2 separate regions of the Mus musculus genome follow, and region 2 is linked to region 1. A link is a contact called in ENCODE POLR2A ChIA-PET data. All regions are on one chromosome and are shown on one strand. Each heading gives the region's core, a stretch centred on a gene start or an enhancer-like site at or near the end of the contact. The rest is flanking DNA. Distances are from core to core; before and after follow the strand shown.

Region 1 (7,609 bases), core at 3,005-5,504:
AACTGACTGTGTAAGTCGAAGCAGTCAACCAGCATTTTCAATTGAGAGAGTCTAAGTACAAGTCCTCATCATGGAGGAGCGGCTACTTTCTCTTCCCTACTGCAGGCATTTTCATATTGTGGGATAAACAATAGTAATCTCTGTTGTAAATAGTCTACCTTCTAGCTGTTCTCAAGGACACAATGTCTTCAATGCCCTTAGTTCCTTGCTGTTTTCCCTTTCTGTGTTACAGAGCCAGAGAGCAGCCTGACCCAGGACAGGGGGTTTAGAGGACACTTGACATAAACATGCTTGGGTCTGGAGTGGAGGGCAAACCTGCTTCCTACATCAACTTTTCAGTGAAGCTCAAACAACACATGACAACTCAGGAATACAAATTGTAGTGAAAAAAAAACTCCACTGTTAATATAAATCATCCTACTTTTATTACATTTAGTGTGTGTGTCCTCATGCATGCATGTGCATGCCATGGCAAATGTGGAGGTCAGTGGAGAATTTGCAAGAATGGGGTTTCTTCTTCACGGTGTGGTCTCTGGGATTGAATGTAGGTCCTCAGGCTTGATAGCAATCTTTTTTACCCGATGAGCGTCTTGTAGAACCCAACCATTTCATTTTCTCTTTTCTGTGAATCTTTAGCCAGAAGTTGACTGACAGCCACACTAACTAGAATAGACGTCAAGAACTGGAATCACTGGTTGAAAAAAATACAAAATTTAAGGTTTCATCTGTGTGTGTAGTTGAAAAATTATCTAAAAGTTTCCATCAGGTGACACTTAGTGACGGTATAATGTGTTTATTTCTTCACTTTTCCTTTTATCAACAGATAAAGTGTTGCCTTTCTCCTGTTATTAAGGAATAGAACATTCTGTCATGTTCATTGGGCGTTCCTTCTTTTGTTTTCTTGTCTTTGCCTCTGCTTGTTTGGCTTGGAATCTGGTCCTTGTCTCGGCTTTGAAAGCCTCCTTCCTGTGAAGACCAGCCTCTAAGGATGATGCAAGCCTTGCCCTGTTGTAAAGCTCATTTGTGTCCAGATGCCTCAAAAGTGAGGCAGCCACTTCCTGCAGTGCTGTTTTCAGGTAAAGCCTGTCTGAGAAAGGCGTAGCTCTTAACTCCAGTGAGCTTTGAAAGGGAGCTATCTTCATGCAAGCCGTATTCCACACCCCATGTGCCTGTCTTCTTTCCCTTTGTAAAGCTCTACCCCTTGCTTCCCACACCGCCCTTTGCCACCATCCAGTAGAGTACTCTTCTGGTTTCTGGCCCCCTGGTTCCTGGGGGTTCTGTTGCTGTCTGGTTTCATCACCAAGCTACTCACATTCATCTGCCTGTGGTTTGCTTTTATAATGCTGAGTAGTATTCTTGGGTATTTCACAACCAGGGTTAGTCTATTTCTCTGCTTATTATGTTAACCATTTTCAATGAAGCCAAGTGTTCAGTACTTTCTTTTATGATTGTTAATGATATGCCTGACAGATATGCCCATTAACAGTTTTTTTTAAAGTATTTTTTAAATGCTTAGGTATTTCTCTTCTTCATGAGATAGAAATTCATTATTTTCAAATTATTAGCAGTTTGCATTCCATCTTCTTTTTCCACTGACTTGAAAAGCCATCTTCATTACTTTTTAAGTCTCTAGAGGATTAATATTACAAATAACTAACAACTGGTCCGTCCTAGGCCTTGGCTCAGAAGGCTGCTCACCAGTGACAGATGGGACAGACAGGTCCATCAATTTCCACCCCAAAGTCTATTCATTTTCTGGGAGCAATTTTACCTTCATTCTTCTTCTTGACTGTTCTTACCTGCTCATCTTTTCAATCATGCCACTCTCAGTTGCTTTTGAAGCTATACTTAGGTATTTACAGTATTCTCTGGTTGATACAACTGGGAATTTTCTGCTATGTGTTCTAAAGTCATGTGTTTAACCCACATACTCAGTGCACATTCACTGCTGCTGTTAGTATGTCTGTAAGTTTTTTCCTTTCTAGGTGGCTAGTGATCAAACCCAGAGTCTTGAGCATGTATCTTACCACCCAGCTTAGACTGGTTCTACTTCCAAGTTCTGAGATCCTGGGATTATAGGCGTGCCCATTTGGCTGAGCCTGACCTCTCTCCATATTGGGGAGGAAACGAAGTCTTGTTTGTGCCAGTCAGGTGTGCTCTATCTTTAGTCGGAAAGTAGTTTTTGTGTTTAAATCCACCCCCCCTTTTTTTATTGGATATTTTCTTTATATTTCAAACATTATCCCCTTTCCTGGTTTTCCCCCTCCCAGAAACTTTCTATCCTACCCCCCCTCCCCCTTTTTCTATGAGGGTGTTCCTCCACCTACCCATCCACTCCCACCTCCCCACCCTCGATTCTCCTACACTGGGGCATCTATCCAGCCTTCATAGGACCATTGATGCATGACAAGGCCGTCCTCTGCTACAAATGAAGCTGGAGCCATGTGTACTCCTTGGTTGGTGGCTTACTTCCTGGAAGCTCTGGGGGGTGGGGTCTGGCTGGTTGATATTGTTGTTCTTCCTAAGGTTTTGTGTTTAATTTTTAATTGGTGGGCTTCTACTAATTCTTGGGTGTTTTTGTATTAGAGGTCTGTTTTTATTTCTGATCTCCTGGTTTCTAACACCAAGCCTCTGTCTGAGAATGGGACTCTGTAAAGCCCTATAGAAACCCTGGTGGTACTGGGGTGCCCTTCCCCTACTCTTTGTTTGCTGCTAGAGCTTTTTCTATGTACCAATCACAATTCTGTGAGGTCTAATCAGCACAGAGCAATACTCCCCCGACCCTGGAACCGAACCATATCATTTCAGAGTAACTGCATCTAAGATTATATTCCAGCACTTTCTCATGGCACTTTTGTTTAGGGTTGTCTTTACTCAGTACTCACCAAATCTGTGATTATTGCATGTCTTTATCCTTTCAAGTACTTCTGAACTTCATGTTTCATCTAAATGTTAGCAGGCTGCAGATCCTGCATTATTTTGTATGTAAATTTGGTAGTGTACTTTTCTATAAGCAGCTGCACTAGCACTCCTAAGTGCGGTCATTTTCTTCTGCTCTTTTCTATTCCACAATTCATCCCTTGGCTTCACAGCTGAGCTATCCTAGAGTATGAATTTCTCCCAGTGAATGAAGCTTTCTAACTCAGTATTACCTTGAGATAATGAAAAGAATCTATTGCTTCTTGCGAATTGTTTTACCTTCAATTTTCCCCCAGTCATGGAACAAAAATGCTATTAAATCTCTACTCAACTCCTATCAGGCAAGGCCTAGTAAATAGGTCAGCATCCTAGGTCAGGCCATGTAGGGTGGACCAGATGCTCTTGTCTTCGTTTTGGATGTGGGATTCTGGAAATATCATGGACACAGGATGAGAAATTGCACTACTCTCCTGATGAAAGGAAATGGACCCAAGGGAGCCAGAAGGATGGCCTTTCACGCCCATCCACATTCGTGAACGCCAATTATAGGCGCTTGGCCCAGGTCTAGAAGAACCTCAGAGAAGGGGTGGTCCCAACAAACCGGGACGCCGTGGCGGCGAACCAAGAATACACCTCCGCAACAGCAGCGGTCCCAGAACCCCCAGTTCCCACGGCCACGCAAGGCCCCACAGTCACAGCCGCACCCCCAAGCGGCGCGCCTGCCCCGGGGCAGGGCGGGGCCCGCCGCGCCTGCGCACTCCCTCTGGGCTCGGCGTCCCCCGCACGCAGCCCACGTGATCTGTGCCTTGCCTAAGATGGAGGTTGCCGCCAGGCCCGGCCGGGCCCTCGCCTTAGTCTGTGCTCTTCCGCGCCCCCTTAGAGCATGAGACAGGCGCTCAGGCACACTGTATTGACCCGGGCAGCGCCGCGGGCTGCCAAGGAGGTCTGTCCACGGCTTCAATCAGTTCGCGCACCAGCTCCCTGCTCTTTCTAAAACAGCAAAAGCTCTCAGAGCGGGCGCCTGGAGAGTCTTCGGTACGCCCCGCTCATTAGAATTGACAATGCTGGGAGCCAATGGGGTTTGGAACTTTTGAGAAGGGCGGACGAAGGCGGAGCCCCTTCGCAGCGCCCGCGAAGCGGGGCTGGCTGTTGGGCTATTGTGGGGCGGACTTAGGACTCTCGGACCAATGGAAGGGCGGCTGAATTCTTGGAGGCGGGGCCGAGCCGTAATTGACGCTTTCTTCATTAGAAACCAGGCAGGGGGCGGCGCCCACGGGGGGAGGTGACGCAAAGCCGTTGTAGCCAATGGCTGGTGGGCCGCCGACGGGAGGGGCGGGGCTGGGGCGCCTGACGGGCGTAGGGCGCGGCCTATCCCCGCGCGGCTCTGCGCTCGAGGGGGAGCAGCATCATGGTTCAACGTGGGTCAATTTTTTGTGAATGAGGAGGGGAGGTTGTGGGGCCGCTGCCGCGGAGCACCATCCCCGCCGCCGCCCGAGCCCGAGCCCGCGCGCCTGCTCGCGCCGCCGCCGCCGCGCCGCCTCACGCCCGGCCCGCTCAACGCGGCTGCTGTCGCCGTCGCCGCCCGAGCCCGCCCGCCCGCCGGCGGCGGCGCAGGCTGAGGAGATGCGGCTCGGAGCGCCGGAGCAGGGCTAGACGCGGCCCGCCGCCGCCGCGGTAAGCCACCGGCCGTCATTGTCCGCGCCGCCCGGTTGCTGGCGGCAGGTGGACGCCCGGCCCCGCCGAGGCCTCGGGGCCCTGCGCCGCGGGCTGGCGGGCGGGAGAGCGGCCTGCGCCGGCGGGCGGGCAGGTGGGCGCGCGGGGGCGGGGGCCGGGGCGTTTATGTAACTTTGTCAGCCTGTGAGTTTGCAGAAAACGCCCCTCGGCGGCGGCGGGCGGCGGGGCGGGGGCCGCGGCCGGGCCCGGACCGTCGCTGGGCTGGCGAGGAGCTGCGCTAGCCCCGGAGACGACCGGTGTCCACCCTGAGCGAGGGTTCCGAAGGCACAGCTTGTAGCTCACACAGCGGGAGTCGGTCGGAAAGGCCGGGTGTGGAACCCGTGTTCTCCTTTAATGCACACCGAGAATTTGTTAATAACTTGCAGCCGCTGATAGCAGTGTTTTGGTTATTGCATGCTGTAAATTGACCTGCTGTGACACGATTTTCAAATAAAGCGTCGCAGAAATTAAACTTAAGTTATTTTAGAACTAATGACTTTCTTAACTAAATCCTAATTGCATTACTGTAGAGACCTACCTAATTGCTTTCCGAGAGCCACTCTGCCTGCCCGGGGAGGAAGGAAAGGCCTGTGTAGTCACTTTGCCTCCCTGCTTTTCTCTGCTCAGGCTTTTCTGTCTGTTCCCACAAACCACCTAAGCATTTAAGGCCTGCGAGTATTAACGTGTAAACAGCCATGGCCCTGTCGCACTTTGGGGCTAGGGGGATGCTGGCGGCTTGCACCTTGACCTGGTTTCGGTTTTTCCTCCGTGATATGATCGAGGTTGCCAGGAGTTTTAATTGCTTCTGATAATTCCGTGCATTATTTCAGGACCGGCTTGATGAAAGCTAGTGTAGTGGTTTCAAAATCCACCCAGAAAGAAGGTGATGGTGGTGGTGGTGGTGTAGGTAGGTGTAGTGCTTGTGGAGAGGCAAGGAGGTTGAATTAAGAAAACTCAGCTGCTTGTACACAAATATACACTATAGCAGTTACAAGGCAGCAAAAGTTATTGCAGAATTTTGCAGTCACTATGGCAACACAATTACTCCATTATAATTGGAAATGCAAAATGCCACCCAGTTAGAAGTTTCATCAGGATGGAGTTTTGGATATCAAAAAATATGTGAGATTTAGTTAAAAATTCTCATTTTTTTCCCCCAGGTAGCTTTGCAGCTCTAGTCTAGGTTCAATTGTCTATTTTTAAGACCCATCCGCTTTCCCAGATCTGCCACTCCTCGGGATCTGTGGCATCTTTCCCCAGAAGAACTCCCCGTTTGTGTGGGAGGGAAGTATTTTCATGCTTTAAAAACACACACCCGACACACTGTAAGACTTCTATGGTTTTCTGTGTTCTGGCTTTTCTTTTAAAGATCAAATGCCTTCCTGAAGAGCAGTAATCACCCAGAAGAGGCTGGGTTTGCTAGAAGGCAGAGGTAACACTGCCCCCTTTAGGGGTCTGCAGGCTGCTTACAGGGTATCTGGGAGCCCTGTGGGGGAGAAGAATGACTGTGAACTGCAGACGGGGCCTGGATAGCCTAGAGACCAAGGACAGATGTGACCTAAGCAGCCCTAGCAAGAATGTCTGTGGTTAGCAACATCAGAGAGCTGTGCAACATATAAAGCCCCCAGATGGCACCTTCTCAGAAGCTAGGGGCTGCTGCTGGTGAGGTGGGCAAGAGAACATAGCACTCTATCTTCCTGGGGCTCCTGGCTCCTAGCTTGACTTTGCTTTCAAACCTGTGTTAGGAGGATGTCCCTCTTGATGTTTACCAGAAGAGCTCTGGTGCTGGAAGTTTCCACACGTCGTGGGGCTGCTGCAGCTTAATTTCGTTAGAACTCTTTCCTTTTAACTACTGCATATTTTTGCCCAGTAATCGACTTCCATTTTCCAGCCTCATTGTGAGGTTTCAATGCAGCATGAACGGCTTTGAATTCCAATCCTTTGATGTTGGGGGTGGCACCAAAGGAAAGGCGACTTTGTGCCGTCCTAATTGCCAGAGCAGAAGAAAATTTCATCACTCCTGTCAAGCCTTGTCCATGCCATTTTCTATTGAAAACGGCTGGTTTTTCAGAACTCTGAAGCTGCCATAAGTAATACATTAATACCTGATGTAGGGAGCCAGGGAGATGCAGAAATGAGAGACACCTGCTGCACGGGAAGATTGGGGTGGCGTGGGGGGGCTCAGTCCCAGGACCAGGGCTTTTGATGTCTCTGGGCCCTGGGGTGACTATGCAGGCTTCAGAGGGTGAATCCAGAGTTGAGCTCATGTCCCATTGGTTGTAACCCAGTCTTGGGGTAGGGGCCCCAAAGAGATTTTTGGAGTGGCTTTGTCTTGGTCTCCAGTGACCATCCAGTGTCCTGCTGCTCAGCCAACTCTGGGCCTTAAGTGTGACACTGACCTTTGAGGTGCAGGTGACGGAGGGGGGCAGAATCAGAAGTGCTGCTGCATTTGAACAGACCCTAGTCCATTTCTGCAGAGTGCTCTGAGCTGTCAGGAGGTCAGTTGTTTGCTCTTGGGCTCATGTGAGTGAGCAGGATGGGCTTTGTTTAGGGTGGAATGTGGTCTGGCATCTGCAGCTGCTCTTGGCTTTGCTGCTGCCCTTGCCTCTCAGACATGCCTCCGTACTTCCTGAAAGGCCAGACTGGGGTCCACACAAATGGACCCCACTGAGACCCTCCATGTAACTGGACCCGGTTAGAACACTGTAAGGTCCTGAGTAGATGAGAGTGTCTTCCTTCCCTGGATCAGGAGATTACACAAGTCAGTAGCAGATGTTTAAATGAGCACCCAGTAAGAGCCATGGGCCATTCTTTGAGCACTTTCCATCTTCGTCTCCTCTATTGCTCCCACAGCTACAAGAAATAGGTGATGCTACACACCCTTGATAGCAGGGATGTGAGAGGAATGGCAGCCTTGAGTCCCAAAGGCTGAGCCTTTCTTTACCTCTGCTTTGGGCCCAGGATGAGCCTGTGTGGA
Region 2 (7,609 bases), core at 2,248-4,747, 290 kb before region 1:
CTTCAATTTCTAAAAATTATAACACAAAAAGTATCTCTTAAGTTTACACTTTAAAATCCTATTACTTTATTATATCACACTCAATAAAGTTCAAATTTTCTCCTAGTGATAATGGCATATTAAGAGAAAGTTGCAAAGAAGCATGCCAGGTAGTAGTCCCGAGTATCCCTGGCCTTGTCTTCCCACTAGTGTTGTCCTGCATGACGAAGGTACAGCTCAGTGGCAGGGCATTGACTCTGGCACACCCTGCTGCACTTGTTCAAGTTCCATCAGCTACACAGATTCATGTGTCACAGAATGTGCACAGTTGTGACAGTTGTGGACACAGTGTAGTCAGGGGAACAGAACATTTCCATCACTGGAAGATGTCTGGTGTTGCTGACTTACACCCACATCCTCATACTGTGTCCTCCAGAAGCACCTAACTGGTTCTTCCTGTAATTTTATTTCAACACACAATATAATACAAATGGAAGCACATCACTTGACTTTTGGAGTGTGCCAGCCACCATGCCCAACCCTGGACTATTTCAAACTGAATTTAAGAAAGCTGTTTATGTATTCTAGACTCTGGTCTGTTATCAAATATTATTTTGTAAATATTTTCTCCACCTGCAGTTAGTCTTTTCAACCTCTTAATAATGTCTCTTCCAGAGCAGGATCTTCTGAGTTTGATAAGTCTAGTTAACTAACTTTCTTTCTTTCTTTTCTTTCTTTCCTTTCTTTCCTTCTTCCTTTCTTCCTTTCTTTCTTTCTTTCTTTCTTTCTTTCTTTCTTTCTTTCTTTCTTTCTTTCTTTCTTTCTGAATGATGCTTCTGATACCAAGTTAAAAATATTCCCCTACTCCTAGGCACAAAATGTTTCTCCTATTTTTTTCCTAAAAGCTTAGTAGTTTTGAATATTATATTCAAATACAGGATCCATTTTGTGATGCTAAGCTTGGTTTTGCTGTTGTTGGAGGCTTTGTTGTTGTTTCTTGTGGTAAGGTTATTGAAGGTTCATTTGCTTCTCCACAGCTAGCCAATGGCTCTCGCACTGCCTGCCATGGGACTGTGTTTGCACCGTTGTAGAAACAGCTGAGAACATTTGTGCTGATTCATTTGTGGATGAACACCACAGCCCTCCTGACTACTACATGTTCTTGCTTTGTATCAACATATAATAAAGCTCATTAACAGAAGAGTAACTCCTCTGACTTTATTCTTCTTTTTAAATTCATTGTGGCTATTCTAGCATCTTCACATTTCTGCAACTTAATAAAACTTGTCTCTGACCATTAAAACATCCTTGTGGAGGTTTTAGTTGGAACTCCATTAGACTTAGAAGACTTGACATTGCCTGTTTCTTCTTCTGATCTGTGATTTTATATATACATATATTAAACTCTTCTTTGTTTTCTTATATCAGTGTTTAAAGTGTTGCCTCCTACAGATATGTCATGTTTAAATGCAAGTATTACAAGTTTACTTAGACCAAATATAAATTGAATTCCATCTGCTATTCAGCTTTGACTTCTATGCTGTTAGCATACAGAATACTGTGTAATTCTCTCTCTCTCTCTCTCTCTCTCTCTCTCTCTCTCTCTGTGTGTGTGTGTGTGTGTGTGTGTGTGTGTGTGTGTTTCTCTTTTTTATTTTGTTTGTTTGTGTTTGCCTTTTGGATTGAATAACCTGGCTGAACTTGCTATTTATTCTAGAAGCTTTTTTTGGTCAACTCCTTTGGATTTTCTGAGTAAAAATAATATAATCTACAAATAATTGTATCTCTTTTTTTCCTGTATGTATTCTTCTTCTATCTTTTGTACTTATTATGTGGGTTAGGGGTTCCTTTGTTGAGTACTTGTGAGGAAAGCAGGCCCCTTGCTTTTTATATATATATATATTTATTTATTATTTATATGTAAGTACACTGTAGGTGTCTTCAGACACACCAGTAGAGGGCGTCAGATGTCATTACGGATGGTTGTAAACCATCATGTGGTTGCTGGGATTTGAACTCAGGACCTTTGGAAGAGCAGTCAGTGCTCTTATCCCATTCTTTCTCTATTCATATGATGTTAGCTTTAGGATTTTGTGGGCATACTTTATGAAGATGAAGCAGCCACCCTGTAGCCTTTGTTGGAGCATATGTGTTCTTTTATTTTAAATGAATATTGAATTTTGTCAAATGCTTTCCCTGAACCAAGCAATCTGATCACACATAATTATTTTGGTTAGTTTGTTTTTTATATCAGTTGATTTTAGGATGACATCCCATTGCTTGTGGTGCACCACTCATTTCATGTGTTGCTGGATTCAATTTGCTGAGATACTGATATATGGAGGTCTTACATTTTTGTACTGTCTTTGACAGTTATGGCAGCATAACATGCGATAGTAAGCATTATCGCTTCTGTTTTCTGGAGGAGACTGTACATATTTAGTATCATATATTTATGTATAAAGTAAAATTCTTCAGTAAAACATACGTGCTTGGGAAATTTCTCTTTTGGGGTTGAGTGATTTTTGAATTACACTGGAGGGGAGTAGGGAAATGAGATAATGATCAGGATTCAAAAGAAATGAGGAGAGGTTTCCCCTTCCCGTATTCAATGTACTGTAAGGATACAGGACTTTCTAGAAATCCAGAAATGCGGGGGAGGTTTTGTGTTAACTACATGGAAAGTGGTCCAAACCCAACCCAGAACTCCTCATTGTCTTGGGGATCCTCTCCCTATCAGCACTTTCCTGGCTTCTGCGCACTGCACTCTTCCACCTCAGAGGCTCTTGGAGCTGAAGAGCTTTCCAGGAGGTGACTATAAAGTCGGCAGCTGTGGAAATGAGGCAGGGTGATCTGCACTGGAGATATATGGTGGTGCCAGGTCTGTGGCCACCTCAGCTCTTAGCACTACAAAAGCTCAGAACTGCTAGGTCGTGAATTGGTTGCCCCCACAGGGCTCAAGCTGATGACAGGTCCTTCTCTCAGAAACCTAGGCAGGGAGAATGTGACGCCCCTAGAACTCAGATGGGGAATGGACTCTCTCCTCAGCGACCAGAAGGGCGGGGAGCGGATCCTCCCTACAGAACTCAAACAGAAAGTGGGTCTACGTTTGGGCGTGGAGCAGGGAGACAGCACAGATTCTGGGGAGCGAGAGGATTCACCCCACAGAACACCTGGGAGTGGGGGGTCACACTTTTGTCACACAACTCAAGCATCTGCGAGAACCCGAGCTCAAAGCTGGGAGCCTCAAGGCCCAGGCAGGACTTCTAGCCCTTTGCCACTTTCATACTATAACTTGTCTAGGATCTAGGCGCGCTCCTCGCCCAAACAATCTAAGCTCAAGCAACTAGAGCGTCGACAAGCCTAAGCTCCGCCCCTTCCCTCTGGCCCCGCCCCGTCCCAGTTCCGGAATATTTTCTTTTTTCGACAGGCGCCGCGAACACTCAGTGGTGACGTCATGGCAGCGCGCCGCGGACGAGCTAGGACCCCGTCGCGTTCATGTCCCTCTGGTCCTTGAGCCGGCGCAGACGGCGAAGTCATGGCCTTGAGGTTGCTGAGACTCGTCCCGGCGTCGGCTCCCGCGCGCGGCCTCGCGGCCGGAGCCCAGCGCGTGGTGAGCGGCGGGTGGCTCTCCTTGCTTGGATCTCGGCCTGTCGGCTCCGAGCCCTGACGCTCCGGCGGCGTCTGTCAGACCCGTGAGCCGCGAGCTCCTGAGGCCTCCGCTCACAGCACCGGTGCAGCGGGACTCACTTTCCCGGCTGCATACGGAGAGCCGAGATGCCGGAGCTCCGGAGCCTGGGCCCGCATGCTCATCGGTTCAGAAACTGCTTTGTGGAACGCCTTGTAGACTCTGGGGTGACGTGATGTGGAGCAGCAACAGAGATTTGGGGTAGATTGGGGAGGATTAGGACCTTTTAGGGTGCATGCAGAATAATGGGTGACAGTAGGTGCTTAGGGGACCGTGGCTGGAAACAGGACACGTCTTATGACGGCATCATAACTTCTTTGCTTTATAGTAGCTAGAACTACATAGGTGGTAAATCGGAAAGGGGTTGACAGTCATGCTAAGGATTTTTATTTTGAACAGGAGTGATCTGTGTGTGAAAGAGGTATAGATGTGAACCAGAGAGAGACGAGGTGTGTGTGAATGTGAGCCTGGATCGGCACTGTCAGCCTAAGCCCCACTATGAATTAGCACTGTCAGCTTAAGCCTATTAGGATCGCAGTGGAGCACAGCAGCAAGAGCACAGAGCATATTCACAATCCACTCTTGACCTTGACCCTCAGAGACCACACTCCTTCCCCTGTATCTTCACATCACCCTCTTCAGTGAAGTCGTTTCATATATTCACATGTCGGAAGTTCAGTCACACCCCGTTCCACCCTAAGCTTTTCATGCATTGAGTTCATTCTTTATGCTGTGAAGTTTTATTGTTTTGCACAATGAGCAATATTATATTTTGGACTTTACAATACACACAGAGTAGTTCACAGCCCTAAAAAAAAAAAAATCTATTGTCCTTAATATTCATTTATTTCCCACCCTGTCAACTCCTGACAGCCACTGTGCTTTTGATGATTTTTGTCATTTTGCCTATGCTAGACTCGTGTAATCAGTCACACATATTACCTGACACAGTGCTTTCTTTTTTTACATAGACTTTGACAGTTACACTTAGAATTTATTTGTGGGGCTGCACAGCTGTTAAGAGTACTTGTTTCTCTTTTAACACACACACACACACACACACACACACACGTACACAATCTAGACAATATTTCTTAAGCCAGATGTTGTGGTGCACACCTTTAATCCCAACATGAGACAGGCAGATCTATGAATTCTCGGACAGCCTGGTATACAGGGAGTTCCAGACCAGCCAGGGCTACATAGCAAGACTCTTGTCTCAAATCCAGCCCCCAAAAACAGCAGGGGTGGGGGAAGACTCACTGTGTCTTTATGGCCTTTTTAGTCATTCCCTTTAATTCCATAGTTTGGTTATACTGCCATTTATCCATTTACCTATTGAAGATCATCTTGGTAGTTTCCCCATAAGGCAATTGTGAAAAAGCTGATTTAAGTATTCATGCAAAGCCGGGCATGGTGGCACACACCTTTAATCCCAGCACTTGGGAGGCAGAGGCAGGTGGATTTCTGAGTTCGAGGCCAGCCTGGTCTACAGAGTAAGTTCGAGGACAGCCAGGACTACACAGAGAAACCCTGTCTCGAAAAACCAAAAAAAAAAAAAAAAAAGTATGCATGCAAATTTCTTGTGGGAATGTTTCCTATCATTGGGTGATGTGTTTGCTGGTTTGTTAGTGAGGCTGTAGTTTTATAACCATCTGTCTTCTACCGACCATCCCATTTGCACTCCTTAGCAGTACAGAGCATCCTGCTGTATGGGTGCTGACGTGGGTGCTGGAAGTCATTTGCATTTATGAGCATCCAGTGAGCATACACACACACACAGCACATCTCCTGGTTCCCAAGGGGGCATCTTAGGCACCTACATGCTGCCTGTGTGATCTTTGTAAGATCTGTTTGCTTATTTTAAAATTTGCTGCCCTTTCAATTATTCACCTTTCAATTATATATCCTCCACTGTCCCCAGCTTGGTGATTTTATTTGGGGAGAGTGGATTATTTTAGCTTCAGTTTGAGGAGTAGACTGGGAGACTGCTGATGAGGACGTCCCTTGCCTGTGGATGAGGGGTGTGAGGAGGACCTTGCATCCGTGCAGCAGGAGAGGGAGATGATGCTTCTCCACAGAGCCTGGGCATTCAGCTTCTGTGGGTGATTACAGAATTAAAGAAAGGCAAAAATCATGCTTATATAGCTCTGTTTGTGGATAGTGGCCAGTTCCCACTGTTGCAGGCATCATTCTCGGCGCTAGAGCATGGAAACTCTACTTAAGCTTAAGTTTTCTAGCTTTCTCGTGCTTAAAGTCTCTTGGAGGTAAGGGAATTAGTAACAGGCAGAAGGTAAAAGCCTAGATCAGAGAGATACTTTATTCTGTCAGGTCCCCCTCCCTGCTGCTATTTGTGCATATCCATCCTTCTGTCCATCTGTTCATCTGTCTATCCATCCATCCAGTTTTCATTAACATAACAAGCATCCTTGTTTCTTAGTCTGTTCTGAGACCTAAGGAGGTGAACAGCCAGTTCTCAGAGAGCTCACACCGAGGAAGAAGGGAGTCAGGTCATTAAACAAGAGGTGCCTCTTAGTGTTTTATATAATAGCTGCTAATGCCTGCAGTAACCACAGTGGTGATGTGCTGTTGTGTTTTTCAGGGACGAATTCATACCAGTGTGCACTGCAAGCTGAGGTATGGGCTTTTGGCCGCCATTCTTGGTGATAAGACAACCAAAAAGCTGCATGAGTACAGCCGAGTGATAACAGTAGATGGGAACATATGCTCTGGGAAAAACAAGCTCGCAAAGGAGATCGCACAGCAACTAGGTATGCACCGGGCAGAGTGGCCCTGGCCTGTCAGGCATGTGGCTGCTTATCCCAGCTAGAATTTGCTTGGCTATTGACTAGGTAGATTTAGGCCTAAGGTAGGTCTTTTATATTTTTAATTGCTTGTTGAGTATATGCTTATAATCTTAGTGTTTACGAGGCTACAGCAAGAGGATTGCCATGAGATTGAGGCAAGCTTGAGCTATGTAGTGAGTACTCGGCCAACCATAGCTTCATGGGGAGACCCTGTCTCAGATCAAATCAGAGAGAGGTGTTAATCTTTCAAAGGGAACATTAAAAACATCCCTGGCAGTTACCAGTTGGAATAGGACTTTACCTGGGAGTGCGGCAGAGTCCTTTTCTGAGCTGCCCTGCCAGAGGAGCTGTCACTACATTGGCTCTCACGTGGGGTGATGGGACATAGGCTGGCCTCTTCAGTTCCTCATGCAGCCATCTGCCTGCTTGCCTTTGGGAATATTGGACTGCAGCAGTGGGGTGAGGGTTGGAAGGGGTGTGCTGATCTACTTGGTTGTAGAGAATGGAGAAGCATGTTCTTTAGCTGTTGTCCACAGCATAGAATGTGCTTCTTGAGTATGTGATGAAGTGTGGGCTCAAAGGGGACTTTCCCTTGGGTTCTGATGACCAGCCCTGACAATAACATTCAAGTTTTCTTTGGGTTTCTGTCCAAGCACACACTTGCAGTAGGAGTGAGTGGTCATCCAGGTCTTCTCCCTATAGGCATGAAGCACTACCCAGAAGCAGGGATACAGTACTCAAGCACCACCACAGGCGATGGAAGGCCCCTCGACATAGAGTTTAGTGGCAGCTGTAGTTTAGAGAAATTTTATGATGATCCCAAGAGCAACGATGGCAACAGCTACCGCCTGCAGTCCTGGCTGTATGCCAGCCGCCTTCTTCAGTATGCAGATGCCCTGGAGCACCTGCTGAGCACAGGTATGGCTGTGTCCTTGGTCGGGGGTGGAGGGCATGCTCCTTGATGGTTTTCTGAGGAGAGGGTTTTCTGAATAGGTACTTTTAGGTAAGTTCTGTGTTTCCAGTAAGATTGTAAGTCCTCAAAATCCCTGTAGATGCAGGCTCAAAATAGTGTAGCCTTATTGTTGCTGCCCACGACAGGGAGCTCTGCAGCTTGTTGACGGTATGACACTGTATT

What was found. ChIA-PET counts read pairs that join two places held with the same protein, here RNA polymerase II (POLR2A).
Region 2: POLR2A ChIA-PET joins it to region 1 with 10 read pairs in embryonic stem cell. The contact joins the promoter of Ndufa10 here to the promoter of Hdac4 in region 1. POLR2A ChIA-PET finds 5 or more read pairs at or near these places in 2 of 5 experiments (Patski and embryonic stem cell).

The regions. Positions count from the first base shown.
Region 1 is chr1:92,176,986-92,184,594 of GRCm38, reverse strand. Hdac4 (histone deacetylase 4) reads left to right here and starts at 4,254. Exons shown (of 27, transcript NM_207225.2): 1 at 4,254-4,337.
Region 2 is chr1:92,469,646-92,477,254 of GRCm38, reverse strand. Ndufa10 (NADH:ubiquinone oxidoreductase subunit A10) reads left to right here and starts at 3,497. Exons shown (of 10, transcript NM_024197.1): 1 at 3,497-3,592; 2 at 6,270-6,438; 3 at 7,177-7,392. The coding sequence starts at 3,518.